Linked DNA regions of Homo sapiens: all the other regions are linked to region 1. The links are chromatin contacts, found by Hi-C or POLR2A ChIA-PET in ENCODE. All regions are on one chromosome and are shown on one strand. The core of a region is the stretch at or near the end of the contact, and the rest is flanking DNA. Distances in the headings are between cores, read along the strand shown.

Region 1 (3,687 bases), core at 812-3,311:
GTTCCCAAGTGCGCTGGCCGCCGCCCTCTCGGGCTGGCCGCCTCCCAAACCGCTGCCTCTCCAGTCTCTCCAGCCTCCCTGCCCCACATTCCGAGGCAGCTTCGCCCCGCCCCCTTCTTCCGCTTTGACGTCACTGCTGTCTCCCGCCCCCTCGCCTCCATTGACGGCAGCAGGGCCTGGTTACTGTGGGGACGGTGAAGCAGGACAACAAGAGTCTTGGGAGCAAGCGGGGGCTGCTGGAGGGCTGGAGCCTTTTGTCTATGCAAAAGACAGGGAGATGGAGGCGGGAGATCAAGGACTGCCTGGGTTAGGGGAGATCACACCTAAATCCCTGAAGGGGGAGAAAAACCATGTTTCCAGGGAAGAGGTATCTGCAAACGAGATAAGGCCAAAGCCACAGTATGAGTTGGGGTGGAGAGGATCATTTTCAGGGAGAGGAGACTGAGAATCCAAGCTCCTGAATCTTTTTTTTTTTTTTTAATAGAGACGGGGTTTCTCCATGTTGGTCAGGCTGGTCTCGAACTCGCTACCTCAGGTGATCCGCCTGCCTGGGCCTCCCAAAGTGCTGGGATTACAGGCCACCGCGCCCGGCCTCCAGGCTCCTGAATCTTTTGTTTTCCTGTTTCGATTTTTCTGGGTTAATTTATAACACGATCTTGTCTCAGCTTTTCCACAGAGCCCTCCCCTTCACCCTTCCCTCATTGTTCAGGAAAGCTTAGGCCACGTGACAGTGAGGGGAGTGCCCCCACAATGATTATGTCAGCAGCTGCTTGGAGGCCTGTTCATCTACTACCCACGTTTCCAGGGAGCCCTGCGAGGAACTACTCATCACGGTCCTGGATGGAGGGGGCTGTGTAACTGCAGCTCTCCTGAGCCCAGACTAACATTTTATTGCCTGCAAATCGTGCCCCTGTTCTCTTTCTAGGACTACTCATCTCTTTTAGAGAATCAGAATTCCCAGCCCCCTTTCTCCTGTTGACACTCTTTTCCCACCTCCCCAACCTATCCTTGTTTAAAAAAAAAAAAATCATGTTTATCGATCACTTGCCATGTGTCAGGTCCTGTCCTGGGCTCTGGAGACTACAGTGAATGAGACAGATGACGTTCCGTCTGGGCCCCTGGAGTTTGGCTTTCTCTTTTCCAAGCAGTGGAAATATGAAGCCCTTGCCACCCCACATTTCTCTGTCTAGGGCCCCAGCTGGCCTCTTCTCTGGGCCATCCCCTTGGTCCCTCTGTAGTCCTGGCTTCCTGGCCCCCACTTTTGGGGCAGCTTTAACTGTGGGTGGCTGCGTCCTCTGGAGGAAAGTACTAGACACCACGTAGGCTGCCCGGAGACCTTGTCTCTGAGTGGCCATAGAAGCACCTGCCATTGTTTCCCTTCACAGCCACTATTGGCTCTGGTTGCCCCTTCCATTGTCCGCATCCTTCCTCCACCCACTCACCCACCGGTCACACGTGGACCCTTAACTGTCCTCTCCCAGGATTTGAAGTGTCAGAGGAAGTGCTTCGGTTAAAGGGCTTCATTATGTAGAACGAAGGTTGGGAGGGAACAAGGTTGGGAAAGGAACCCAGGAGAGGCCCAGGCAGGTTTCTGTCTCTCCCCTCCTCTCAAGGACCACCCATCTCATCCAGCGTGGCCTAACTTGCAGCGCCATTCCTTTTCCTCACCCTTGGAAAGGCGAAGATGCCAAGATGTTGTGTTCTGCAAGGCTAGTGCGTTCAGGAAGTAGACAAGTCTTGAGCACCTACCCCGGGCCGGGCTTTTTCCCTAAAGAGGCGCAGCGTATCTCCCTCTCTCCTCCCTTCCATTATTCAATGTGCAAGCGTCCTGCGCCCATTGGCTGGGCGGTGTCTGGGGCTCTTCAGCCCAGCACCAGCACCCAGGTCCACGTGCGCCCGTGTGTGTGACACAGCCCTGACCTTAGTGGAGACCACTAGCCAATCAGGCGCCGGGAAGAGATCCCCAGCCAATCGGGGGCGGGGCCTGCGGCTCCGTCGGCAAGAGGCCAATGAGGGGGCAGTGCCCGGCATTATGCAACCCGCCTCCCCGCCCGCCCGGTGGAGCTTCCACTCGGCTGCGGGCTGGAGCGGCGGCGGGCAGGCGTGCGGAGGACACTCCTGCGACCAGGTAGGCATCTCTGCGGCCATCCTGGGGCCGATCTCCGTCCCTGAGCCGGACCGCTGCCACTTCCAATCTGATGGGCTACTTTCGGCCCAGGCAGAGGGCACACTGTCGTCCTTACCGCTACCCACCCTCTCCCTGCCCCCAAGGACCGAAGTCCTCCTCGAAATCTTGCACCGGGAGTCTGCACTCCTGACCCACTCATCTTACCTCCAGCTTGTCCCCACCTCCCCGTCCCAGCTTTCCCGGCCCCACAGCCGACTCTCAGCGGGCATGCCCCGGTCTTCTTGCTCGTTACTCGAGGGGCCCCAGGTTTGCCCCGGTACCAGGACCCTATTAGGCTTTCAGCGCTCCCCGTGTCTCTGTTCTCCAGTCCCTGGCCCTGCGCCGCCTGTGATGTCAGCCCACTTCGGACTAGAACATCCCGTTCCCAGCGCTGGTTCCTGCTGTTGGCCACAACCTTCCCTTTTCCCCTGGCGCTCAGAAAATGCTCAGTAGTAGGGGTGTGGTTGGACGGGGAGTAGGGGAAGAAAGATCTGTTGGCTGTTGTGTGTCTTCTGCCCAAGGCTTGGGGTTGGTGGGGGGGTCTGGCCAGAAAAGTAGGGGACTGAAGAGAGAGGATCCTCGGGTCCTTGACGATGGCAGGTTGCCGGCTTCGGTCCTTGTGGTGGGGAAGCAGCGCAGGGGCTAAAGAAGGAAAGGTTGTGTTGTCTTGACCAGAATGACTGGGATCCAGGCGAGAGTCAGGTTGAGGGGCTTTTGCGCCGAGGGCAGTGGCCGTTGTGCTTCGTCCTGGGGAAGCCAGGACCAACCCTGGGATCCTAATAGGCCGTCCCACTTCTTACGGCCACCGAGCCATCCTGGGACTGGGGATATGTAAGGGATGCGTGACCCCCCCGGCCGCGCCCACCAGTGTGAGAGTGGGCCGTTCCCCCACTTCCGCCGGGAAATGGGGGAGGGGTCGCTCCTCCCGCCCTCCTGTGGTCCCTCCAGCAACCGCTGAGCTCAGCAGCTGACGTCGGTTTCCCTGGCGACCGTGGCGGCGGCGGAAGCGCGTGGTGGGGCCGCGCACGTCGGCGCGCATGTGCAGCGGGGGTGGCACCGCCCCCGGATAAAATTAGCCTGGAGGCCTAAATATAGGAGGCGACCAGCTCACCTCCTGCTCCGAGGCCTTGGAGGCCCAGGCAGAGTGGACACCTAATGGGAACTTGGGAATGGGAAGTGTCCAGGTTTTTGTCTACAGCCGTGGTTCTCATTGACTGCTCAGGCCATGGTGGCAGGGGATGTGAAGGAAGGCCCCGGAGAACCTTCTCCCGCTGGCAGTCCCCCTAAGGGTACAGGAGACATCCTGACTCCCCATTGGAAGCCCCAGGCCTGGGTTCCACTCCCATCAGTCCTGCAGGAGGCCAGGCAGGGGGAAGGTCTGAGTGAAGCCAGCAGGTGCTCTGGAGTTAAACCAGCTTTCTGCAAGCCCTGCTTCCTGGTCTCCCTCTCCAGGTACTGGCTGTGATCGAACTTCTCAACCCTCAGAGACTTAGATCTTCCACCTCACTCCCTCAGCCAAG
Region 2 (3,687 bases), core at 826-3,325, 840 kb after region 1:
AGCACTGCATTGGGAAGGTGGCTGAGGCCCCTGCATCTCCTGTCTCGAAGTCCAAGTCATCTGCCATTTTAAGAGGCTTCGATTCCAACTAGAGCCAAGAAGAGAACTGAAGTGAATAAGCATGGAGGTCAACAGGACCTCCAATCTATCCCATTTCTCTCCAGAAACATTTTCCCAACTCTTTATTCCATTACCCACCTAAAATAAAGTCAAAGTTCCTGAACTTAAAATACTGACTGGGCTCAAATATACTCAAGAACTGGTGTGTGTATGGGAGGGTGGAATAGCTGGTTTCTCCCCCATAAATCAAAGCTAAAGTGGTGGCTTGGGAAAGGAAGGCTCTAGGGAGCTGGAATGTCAAATCTCAGAGATGAGAAAAGGCCTACTTCCTGGGAGTGGGGAGGACTCAGGTGTTACTTGCCACTGAAACCAACCACCCCTCTTCCCCACATATAGCCAGGGCTATAATTAGGTGAGCAGCTATGATCCAGCAAAAGGGCAGGGCTAATTGGGGGGGGGGAGGGTGGAGACCGGAGGACAAGGCCCCACCCATCTGTTACACTGCCCCCCCCCATCCACACACAAACCAGTCACTGCTACAGGAAACCACAAGGCCTCTTTGGGGGATTCCCGCCTCGCCAACATGCACTTGCAACAAGCCAAGGGGGAGAAAGCAAAGTTGTTTCCGAAATGATCCCCCTGCCAAACACCTCGATCTTGGTTCCCAAAGAGAACCCAGGAACCCAGCCTCTCCTGGAAGGCCCTCCCACTTTTCCCAGGATGCATCTGTCCTGTCGGCTTTTCAGGCCGGGCCAGTACAGTCAGTAGAAAGTGGGAGAGGTGGGGGGTGGTGAATGACAATAAAATGAAAGCAAAAGGTTGGTAGTAGTGAGTAGTAGAAAATCATACTAGGCTAGTAGAGTTAAGGACTTCGAAACCGTGGAACTCCCAAACCAGTTACAACAGGAAGACAGTGACAAGGTGAAGAACGCCTATCACGGTGGGAAACTCATCTGCCTGAGGCTTTTAGGCGCTGTCCACCCAGGCCGACAGAAAAGTTGGGCTCCTGTCCAAACGCCCTGTTTCCCCATTTCTCCGGCCTCCCAGCTCGAAGGGGTGCCACTTACACCTGGCTGACCGCCACACTTCACAGGAGGGTTTTTCAGGAAAGCTCCTGGGGCCCTTGAGGTTGGGAAGCGCTAACATATGCCTGCAGCAGGCCCTCCGGGGTGATTAGGACCCGAGCCTCCGGCTTCCACTCCTCAAAATCTCAGGCCCCCTCGGAACCCCCGCGAGGACTAGCTCCCCGCGCTAGGGGCTGCCGGCTCCTGCCGACCATGTGGCCGTTCCGGGCTTCCGGTGGCCGGGACCTGGGGGGAGGGGTCCCCGCGCTGCCATGCGGCCCCGGTCCACGCTTGGCCATGCGGCCTGCGACCCCGAGGGCAGCCTCCCGTGGGGGGCACTTCCGGTGCCGCGGCCGCCCCCTCCTCAGAGACTGCGCCAGGCCGGAGCCACGCCGCCTCCCCTCCCCCCGGCCGTCCGCCAACCCCCCCCATCATGCCCTCTCACCGAATAGCCCCCTCCCCCACCTCACGTGGCCGCGCTGAGCCGGGTCCTCAACGGCCCAGGTACCCTTGCCCCGGTGGGCCGATCTGGCCCCTGGCCCTCGCCCCGGCGTGGCCGCCTGGCGGCCTCTCCCGCGTGGCTGCCTCGCGGCTCGCCGTCCCCCGCCCTGCGTCGCTCCAACGTCACCGGGCCAACCCCAACCGTCACCCCGCGCGCCAACCGGGGCGCGCGCCCGCGCCTCTCCTCACCTCGCGCCGCTCTCTGGCCGAACCCGTGCGGCGGCGGCCGCCGCTCCCCTCTGCCCCCTCCCCGACCCCCGCGCAGTTCCATCTTCTCCCGGGCCCAAGCCAAGGTACCGCGCACACGCGCCCTGCCCGCTCTCACCTCGCGCGAACGCACTGACTCGACCCCGTCCGCTCGCCGCGAGCCCAACCGCTGCCTCCGAGCCCGCTGCCGCCGCCGCCGCCGCCTCTACCGCCGCCGCCGCTGCTGCACACGGGTCTTAGTACGCAGGCGCCGACTCCCCACTGACCAACCAAGCAGCCCTATGACAGCCGCGCAAGCGTGCTATCTATCTCCTCCGCCCTCCACCCCCGCACTGCGCAAGCGCACACACCCTACCCATCTCCACCCTCCCTCCCACCGACCCGTCCAATGACGCGCATACGTGACCCCGCCCCTCACAAACCCTGAGCGTTTTCAACTAATCTGCAACGCGCAGGCGCACCCGGTTTTTTAATCTCTTCAACCTCATCTTCCCTCCCCTTGATAGACCGCTCGTCCTACCGGGCAGTCCTTGCGCCTGCGCAATAAGGAGCCCTGCACTCCACACCCTCTAAAGGAAACGCCTGGGTCTCAGAACGCATGCGTGTTCGGAATCCTAAACAACCCCTTCCACCTCAGACGCCGTCAGTACGCCAGGCGTTGAAAAGACCACGCCGCTAGATCACTTGTCTCGTCTAGAACGCATGCGTCTCAGGATACGCCCCACCTCGGCTTTAACTGGACTTAAACGACTCACACGTTTCAGAAAACTTGCTCTGTGGGGTGGGCGCCTTGTCTTGGAATCAGTCCCCCCAGTTCCACACATGCGCGGGAGATGTCTTTCCGCCCCACTCTTCTAGCGCGCTAGTGTGGTCGGGTTCCCACCCATCTCGGCTTCACTTCTCTAAATCGAATGCCTATGCTCTGCCATAGAGTTCACCCGAGAAGATAGAGCGGTCCTGCGGCGGACACCATCTTCTTTAAACCCTCAGTCCGTATTGGTCTCTATGGCATCCATAGAGGCCATTCGGCTCTGAGGTCCTCAGTAAAGAAACTTAGATGGTATTACTGTGTTTTCCCCAACTGTGCTCTGCGGTTCCCCAAAGTATTGTCTACGAGGTCCCTTAGAAAAAATTGTCTATAAAAATGAGTGGTGGGCCGGGCGCGGTGGCTGACACCTGTAATCTCAGCACTCTGGGAGGCCGAGGCGGGCGGATCACCTGAGGTCGGGAGTTCGAGACCAGCCTGACCAACATGGAGAAACCCCGTCTCTACTAAAAATACAAAATTAGCCGGGCGTGGCGGCGCATGCCTGTAATCCCAGCTACTCGGGAGGCTGGGACAGGAGAATCGCTTCTCCTGTGGAGGTTGCCGTGAGCCGAGATTGCGCCATTGCACTCCAGCCTGGGTAACAAGAGCGAAACTCAAGTCTCAAAAACATAAATAAATAATACATAAATAAAATAAAATAGTGGTAGGCCGGGAGCGGTGGCTCACGCCTGTAATCCCAGCACTTTGGGAGGCCGAGGCGGGCGGATCACAAGGTCAGGAGTTCAAGACCAGCCTGGCCAACGTAGTGAAACCCCCGTCTCTACTGAAAATACAAAAAAATTAGCCGGGCGTGGAGGTGGGCGCCTGTACCAGCTACTCGGGAGGCAGAGGCAGGAGAATCGCTTGAACCCAGGAGGCGGAGGTTGCAGTTAGCCGACATCGCACCACTGCACTCCAGCCTAGGAGACACAGCGAGAGACTCTGTCTCAAAAAAAAAAAAAAAAAAAAAAAAGTGGTATGTTAGATTACATTGACATTGTCTTAATCATAGGAGACCATGAAGCTGGAGACGAGCTATCTTCCCAA
Region 3 (3,687 bases), core at 567-3,066, 710 kb before region 1:
AACCAGTTTCATGGAAGGCAATTTTTCCACGGAAGGGGTTTGGGGGTGGGTAGGGGTTTACTGGGTGGGGAAGGGGGCTGGGGCTGGGGCTGGGGATGGGGATGGATTCGGGATGAAACTGCTCCACCTCAGATCATCAGGTATTAGATTCTCTTAAGAAACGGGCAGCCTGGATCCCTTGCATGCGCAGTTCACAATAGGGTTCGAGCTTCTATGAGAATCTTATGCCCACACCGCCCCCCGCCCCAGGAGGCGGAGCTCAGGCGGTCCTGGTGGCTCACCAGCCACTCACCTGCTGCTGTGTCCCTAGTTCCTAACGGCCCACGGATCAGTGCCCATCCGCAGCCTGGGGTTTGGGGACCCTTGGGCCAGAGGATAGCTAAGAAGGAGTCTGGCTTTTCACTGCATAGCTATCTGTGCCTTTCAGATTTTTACCATACGCATGGTTTTTTATGTGAAAAGTGAATTTTAAAAATATACTAGACAGAGCAAAGTCTCTGAGAGTCTCTTACATGAGTCTGCGAAATGGTTAGTCTTCTTAAGCATTGTATTAGTCAGGCCACTCCAGAGGAACACAACAAATAGGATAGAGAGAGAGACTGGGAGGTGGGTGGGGAGTGGGTAGAGAACAAAAGGATGTATTAGCAGGGATTGGCTCCTGTGATTGTGGAGGCTGAGAAGTCTGTAATCCGTGGTCTGTAAACTAGAGGCCCAGGAAAGTCAGTGGTGTAATTCCAGTCTGAGTCCAAAGGCCTGAGAACCAGGGAAGATGACGGCGTCAGTCTCAGTCCAAGTCCGAAGGCTGGAGAACCAAGAGCGCTGATTTTGTCCAAGGGCAGGATGGATGTCCCAGCTGAAGCACAGAGAGCACATCTGCCCTTCCTCCTCCCTCTTCTCCTATTCAGGCCCTCAGCAGATCACGTGATGCCCACCCACATGGCTGAGGGCAGATCTTGACTCACTCCCTGCATTCAGATGCTCATCTTTCCTGGAAATAGCCTCATGGACACCTCCAGAAATAATGCTTCACCAGCCATCTGGGCCTCCCTTGGCCTGGTCAAGTTGACACATAAACCATCACAAGCATGCTGCGTGCATGGGGCGGTGAGACAGTTTCAGTGTGCTAATGGTGGGCCATAGGTGTGTGACGTCTGTTCCAGGGGTCTTGGGCAAGTACAGCCACCCTGCGGTCATTATGAGGTGACAGACTGGTAGACCACGCACCCCAGGGGGCAAGGACTATGTCTCATTCATTCATCTCTAACCTCTCAGGTCTTGTGCAATTTCTGCCCCATGGATTATGTTCTGAAGAGGCTCTTTGATTTACTCACCAACCTCAGCCACCCAAAACACTGCCAGGAACTCAGAAGACAGCCAGAGGGCCCTCTGAGCAAATAGAAGTTGCAAGTCCATGGATGGAAGTTTGATGCTCTTTTCATTGATCAGTTCTCAGGCTTTGTTTCTTCATTTTACATACAAGACAATTGCATGTGCTTATTCCGGCTTCCCAGCCTTCAGCAAACTGGCAGTTGGGTGGAGGAGCAGACACAGCCCAGGCAGGGCTGCAGCCAACACAGAAGGCACTTTGTTCAAATCAGAAAGAGGCACCCCTCTGAGTAGACAAATTACAGCAAGTTCCTCTTTGGATGGATGAATTGCAAAACCTCACCCTCCCTGCCTGAGTAAATTACAAAAAGGCCAGCAGAGCGGTGGGCTGGACTGCAGCCTCCACTCACCCACTAAGTGCAGAACACAGCTGGTGCTGCTGAAATGAGGAATCATACATGAGAAGTCAAACAGTAACAGCCACTCAATGTAGGATAGGGCTACCCTCGCCTACTGATAGCTCCTGCCATCGCCACCGTTTTATGGCACGGTGCATACAATGAGCTTCCATTGAGACTCATTGAGAAAACAGCCAGGCGCCTGGCTCACGCCTCTAATCCCAGCACTCTGGGAGGCCGAGGTGGGTGGATCACCTGAGGTCAGGAGTTCGAGACCAGCCTGGCTAACATGGCGAAACCCTGTCTCTACTAAAAATACAAAAATTAGCCAGGGGTGGCGGCGGGTGCCTGTAATTCCTAGCCTCAGGGAGGCTAAGGCAAGAGAATCGTTTGAACCCAGGAGGCGGAGGTTGCAGTGAGCCGAGATCGCGTCACTGCACTCCAGCCTGGGCGACAAGAGCAAAACTGTCTCAAAAAAAAAAAAAAAAAAAAAAAAAGATTAATTGAGAAAACATTCAGAGGCATGGTTTGGTGCTTGAAAGGGCAAGCTTTATTTCCTAAAAAATTCTTCTCATTCCTGAAACGAAGACACATTTGATGTTGATGCATTTTAAGAATGAGCTGCTTCTATTTCCATTTCCTGTCTACGTGCAAGCTCATCCCCTGGGGGCTCTTCCCCCACACTGGTGTGGTCAGCAGCCCCAAAGGACAGGAAATCGACCACAAAGGTCTCCTGTGGGAGGAGCAAGGAAGCAGCACCTGCACAAATATATAGAAACGCTGAATAAATGTTTGATGAGTGAATGCGTGAGTGAATGAAGGAATGAGCAAATGAATAGGGAGGCTTTCTGACAGTTACTGGTAAAGTTTCTTAGAATTTTACTTTCCCTTTTTTTTTTTTTTTTTTGAGACAGAGTTTCACTCTTGTTGCCCAGGCTGGTGTGCAGTGGCACGATTGCAGCTCACTGCAACCTCTGCCTCCCGGATTCAAGCGATTCTCCTGCCTCAGCCTCCCAAGTAGCTGGGATTACTGGCACCTGCCGCCACACCCAGCTAATTTTTTGTATTTTTAGTAGAGACGGGGTTTCACCATGTTAGCTAGGATGGTCTCGATCCCTGATCTTGTGATCCGCCTGCCTCAGCCTCCCAAAGGGGAATTTTACTTTCAATTAAAAATCAGCCCAGAAGCACTCTCCATTTGCCACAAAAATTCCTGGTATCTTACACTTCTCTTTTAGTCTTTATCTGTGAGATTTCTTTTCTTTCGAGGCTGCCCCGTGTTCATTATTAACCCAGGCCGCCCCAGACAGAAGTTTGTGTTCATTTTATTTCACAAAGACAGAGGGGGGTTCTGTGAGGTTTACAGAGGGGAAAGGAAGGCATGCGGACGTCAGGGGAAGTGGCCATGACCCCACGCCCCAGGTTGAGATCTGGGCTCTAGCCCTGGTTCTATCCTTCATGGCCACGTGGCTTTTGGCAATATTCTTCACTTTCATTCATTCATCAAATATTTATCTAAAATAGGTATTCATTGTCCACTGAGTGGCTGCTGCCCTAGATGCTGGACATGCTGCAGTGAAGGAGACACGCCCCATCCCAGTATTTGCCGAGTTCGCATTCTAATGACTAGCCAAGAAAACTAAGCCTGACAGGAAAAATTTCCATACTGATAAATGCTATGAATAAAATCAGAGTGTGCTAGAGTGTGACAGGGAGGGCTATTTTGGACAGGATGTTCAGGAAAGGCCTCTGAGGCAGTGACATTGACAACAAGACCTGAATGTCGAGGGGGAGCCAGCTGTGGGGAAAGCTGGGGGAAGGGTGCTCCAGGCAGGGGTGTGCAAAGGTTACGTTAAACCCACAGCACAACGTTCTTAAATTGACTGGCGGGCTCCCAGATGTTCATGTAATTACTATGTCCCTGAACATAATATATTAGCTCTCTTCTTTTGTGTGTGCCATC
Region 4 (3,687 bases), core at 874-3,373, 540 kb after region 1:
TCCTGCTACTACCCTTATTTCATGACAGTTTTTCCTATTTTGAATTTCCCCAGCATTATTTATTATTATTATTACTATTTTTTGAGACAGAGTGTCGCTCTTTTTGCCCAGGCTGGAGTGCAATGGCACAATCTGGGCTCACTGCAACCTCTGCCTCCCAGGTTCAAGCAATTCTCTTGCCTCAGCCTCCCAAGTAGCTGGGTTTACAGGCATGCACCACCATGCCCAGCTAATTTTTGTATTTTTAGTAGAGATGGGGTTTCACCATGTTGGCCAGGCTGGTCTTGAACTCCTGACCTTGTGATCCACCCATCTTGGCCTCCCAAAGTGCTGGGATTACAGGCGTGAGCCACCGCGCCGGGCCACTATTATTATTATTTGTTGTTGTTGTTGTTGAGATGGAGTCTCGCTCTGTCGCCCCAGCTGGAGTGCAGTGGCACGATCTCCGCTCACTGCAACCTCCGCCTCCTGGGTTCACGCCATTCTCCTGCCTCAGCCTCCCGAGTAGCTGGGACTACAGGCGCCCGCCACCACGCCCAGCTAATTTTTTTTTTTTTTTTTTTTTTTTGTATTTTTAGTTGAGATGGGGTTTCACCGTGTTAGCCAGGATGGTCTCGATCTCCTGACCTCGTGATCCGCCCGTCTCGGCCTCCCAAAGTGTTGGGATTATAGGCATGAGCCACCGCGCCCTGCCATTATTATTATTTTTAAAGAAGAAATTTCACTCATTGCCCAGGCTGGAGTGTGGTGGCATGATATCCACTCACTGCAACCTCCACCTTCCTAGGTTCAAGCGATTCTCCTGCCTCAGCCTCCTGAGTAGCTGGGACTCCTTCCGAGTAGCTGGAACTACCACGGCTAATTTTTTGTATTTTAGTAGAGACGAGGTTTCACCATGTTGGCCAGAATGGTCTCCATCTCCTGACCTCGTGATCCGCCCGCCCGTGATCTCGGCCTCCCAAAGTGCTGGGATTACAGGCCTGAGCCACCGCGCCCGTCCTAATTTTTGTATTTTTAGTAGAAACAGGGTTTCGCCCTGTTGAGGCTGGTGTCAAACTTTTGGGCTCAAGTGATCCACCGCCTGAGCCTCCTAAAGTGCTGGGATTACAGGAGTGAGCCACAGCGCCCGTCTGAAACTATTCTTAAAGCTTTCTTTCTATTCTTTCTTTCTTTTTTTTTTTTTTTTGAGACTGAGTCTTGCTCTGTCGCCCAGGCTGGAGTGCAATGGTGCGATCTTGGCTCACTGCAACTTCTGCCTCCCAGGTTCAAGGTAGTCTCCTGCCTCAGCCTCCCGAGTATCTGGGATTACAGGCGCGTGTCACCACGCCCGGCTAATTTTTGTATTTTATTAGATGCGGGGTGGGGGGGGGGGTGGGTTTCACCATTTTGGCCACGCTGGTCTCGAACCCCTGACCTCAGGTGATCCGAGGACCTCAGGTGATCCACCTGCCTCGGCCTCCCAGAGCGCTGGGATTACAGGCGTGAGCCACCGCGCCCGGCCAAAACTTTCATTGTATCACAATCTCTTCAAGGTAAGAGCCATGACTGTTAAATCTACTACAGTAGAGAGTTACAGATTCTTAAAATATCGGCGATGCATACGCGAAGAGGGTAAAGCTCAGCGCGTGCGCACCAAGCACCTTTTTCCTTGCGGCGACTCCTCTTCTTTTTTTTTTCTTTTTGGAGCGTGCGCACCAAGAAAGACAAAGGTGGGGAAAGTGACCAAGCAGTCGTTCAGGCGCATGCCCATCCCTAACTTGTCCAAGCCCGGTGGGGCCAGCGGCGGCGGAGTGGGTGTGGCCTGAGCGCTGTGTGACTGTGCGGACGCCGCCCAATCGGACTGAGCGAGCCCGGCCCCTCCCTCCCCCTGATTGGTTGGTTCTCAGTGTTGTGGGGCGGGGAAAGGAAGAGACGGGGTGGCTGGGCGGTGGAGCGGTGAAGAAAGAAGGCTAATCTTGTTCTGCGCAAGCGCTAGCAAGCGACCAGGAGGGGGAGTGAGAGAGTGAAAGGGAATGTGGAAGCCCCGATGCGCTAGCTGGCGCTAGCTGGGGCTCTAACCTTGACGCCTGCGCGGTGGCCCTCGGGGCCCCGCGCGCAGCGGGCGGGTGCCCGGTGCGCCTGCGCAGTAGGCGGCGGTGGCAGGGGGAGGTGGAGGCTGTGGAGCGGCAGCGGCAGCAGCGGGTCCCGGGACTGAGGCAGCAGCGGGGGCGGCGGCGGGCGGAAGCTGAGGTGACGAAGGCAGCGGCGGCGGCGGCCGTTTCCCTCACGGTGGCGGAGACCAAGGCGGCGGCGGCGGACGGGGAGCGGCCCGGCCCCGGCCCCCTGCTCGTTGGCTGTGGCAGGGCCGCCGTGGGGCCGGCCCGGCTCCCGCCCCCCGCGGCTCCCCCTCCGGCTCCTCCTCCGGGGAGACGCCGGGGGCCTGGCCCGGCCCGCACTCAGACTGCTGCTGCAGCCGCCGCCGGGGGAGTCGGAGGCGGTGGCGGCGCCATGGGCGGCCTGGCCTCTGGGGGGGATGTGGAGCCGGGACTGCCCGTCGAGGTGCGCGGCTCCAACGGGGCCTTCTACAAGGTGAGACGGCGCGCCGACTGGGGACGCCGGTCCTTAGCCCCCTCCCCTGGCCGGAGCAGGAACGCGTGGGGCGGGATCGAGCTTCTGGAGCTGAGTCCTGGCCCTTAGAATCTTGGACCCTTGCTCCAACCCGCAGCCTTCCCTGGGAGACCGCTTAGAGTGAACCCTGTTCCTCTTATTTTTGACCCCTCTAAGGCACCTGCACCTGCTTCTACCCCCATCTCCGGGAGAATGAACTTCAGGCCATTATTGTCCCTGGCTTGGCGCTCCCCGCTCCGCAGGAGAGACCCCTTTACCCAGCTTCTAATTGACTGTGTCCGTTGTCTGGTGGAAGACATACCTTAGACCTTAATCACATCTTCCCCACGATCCAAGCACATGGAGAATTGTCTTTCTTCCACACGGTCCCTTTGGGAAGGCCCTCTGTCCCGTAAAAGATCCTTTCATCTTCCTCAGAGAGGCCTCTGCCTACTGGCTCTGGAACACTCACCCCACTTTCATCTTATATTCCGGTTCCCAAGCCAAGGAGAAATGGTCAGATCCATTTACGACGTTTGGCATCTTTGACCTCAGGAACCCTGGGTTGGATCAGTCAAGTTGCTTCCCAGCCAGCCATAAGGTGGCATCTTTCGCAAGTCTCTCTCCCCACCACACCTTGATCTCAAGACCCACTGCTCTACCATTCTACTCAGGAATGGATTTGAGGTCTCACTTAGACCTCAGATACCTTCAGGTCATTCATATAGTTTCTTCGTCTTGAGGCATGTAAGCTTCATAGTCATAATCTCTAAAAGGATCTCTGAAAGGAAGCTTATGAGGTTCCCTTCTGTTTATCTTAAGATTTCCACTTCTTGAAGACTCTTGGCCAACTATCCCAGTTCGGGAATCTGACAACCTTTTTTGGAAGACGGGATCATCTTTCAAAGACCCTTCCTTATTTCACCTCCCCCTTTGCCCAGGATTTGGTTCCTTAGAACTCCTTATAATACCACCTTCCTTATCTGCTCTGAATCTATTTTCTAGGACATTTTTTTCCCATTTAGATTAAGCCAGAGAGAGCCCTTTCTTGCCTCCCAAGAGTTTTTCTTTGTGTGACTGTTGGTATTCTGAACCTCTTGG

Evidence for each region. A loop is a pair of places that touch in the nucleus more often than their neighbours do. ChIA-PET counts read pairs that join two places held with the same protein, here RNA polymerase II (POLR2A). Pooled maps may share reads with other maps.
Region 2: a loop to region 1 is called in a pooled map, with 6 times the contacts of the local background. The contact joins the promoter of EIF5A here to the promoter of PER1 in region 1. A Hi-C loop is called at or near these places in 2 of 37 single-sample maps with no recorded cell type and 12 of 50 pooled maps. POLR2A ChIA-PET finds 5 or more read pairs at or near these places in 2 of 52 experiments (activated B cell and activated naive CD4-positive, alpha-beta T cell).
Region 3: a pooled map of heart left ventricle shows a loop between it and region 1 (6-fold over the local background). The contact joins the enhancer-like site here to the promoter of PER1 in region 1. A Hi-C loop is called at or near these places in 1 of 37 single-sample maps with no recorded cell type and 3 of 50 pooled maps. POLR2A ChIA-PET finds 5 or more read pairs at or near these places in 3 of 52 experiments (B cell, GM12878 and K562).
Region 4: a pooled map shows a loop between it and region 1 (9-fold over the local background). The contact joins the promoter of FXR2 here to the promoter of PER1 in region 1. A Hi-C loop is called at or near these places in 2 of 37 single-sample maps with no recorded cell type and 11 of 50 pooled maps. POLR2A ChIA-PET finds 5 or more read pairs at or near these places in 3 of 52 experiments (GM12878, MCF 10A and activated CD4-positive, alpha-beta T cell).

What each region holds. Positions count from the first base shown.
Region 1 is chr17:8,150,778-8,154,464 of GRCh38, reverse strand. PER1 (period circadian regulator 1) reads left to right here and starts at 2,061. Exons shown (of 23, transcript NM_002616.3): 1 at 2,061-2,128; 2 at 3,620-3,687. RefSeq lists enhancers at 17-156, 1-188, 1,820-2,114, 3,328-3,437 and a silencer at 3,068-3,167.
Region 2 is chr17:7,306,016-7,309,702 of GRCh38, reverse strand. EIF5A (eukaryotic translation initiation factor 5A) reads right to left here and starts at 2,075. Exons shown (of 6, transcript NM_001970.5): 1 at 1,951-2,075; 2 at 1-88. The coding sequence starts at 67. RefSeq lists enhancers at 619-908, 2,139-2,949, 2,779-3,078, 2,950-3,687 and silencers at 1,379-1,498, 1,589-1,758, 2,119-2,228.
Region 3 is chr17:8,856,845-8,860,531 of GRCh38, reverse strand. The region is part of intron 1 of PIK3R6 (phosphoinositide-3-kinase regulatory subunit 6); the gene reads left to right. Among named protein-coding and RNA genes, the nearest start is that of PIK3R6, 9.0 kb to the left of the region's middle. RefSeq lists an enhancer at 833-1,092. Within about 2 kb of position 1,816, at least 8 of the 41 ENCODE cell types and tissues checked have a DNase peak (open chromatin) inside an H3K27ac peak, as active enhancers do; they include B cell and GM12878, where a contact is called at or near this core.
Region 4 is chr17:7,613,333-7,617,019 of GRCh38, reverse strand. It overlaps FXR2 (FMR1 autosomal homolog 2), which reads left to right and starts at 2,123. Exons shown (of 17, transcript NM_004860.4): 1 at 2,123-2,568. The coding sequence starts at 2,488. It also overlaps a transcript of SHBG not described here. RefSeq lists silencers at 1,879-1,928, 2,039-2,568.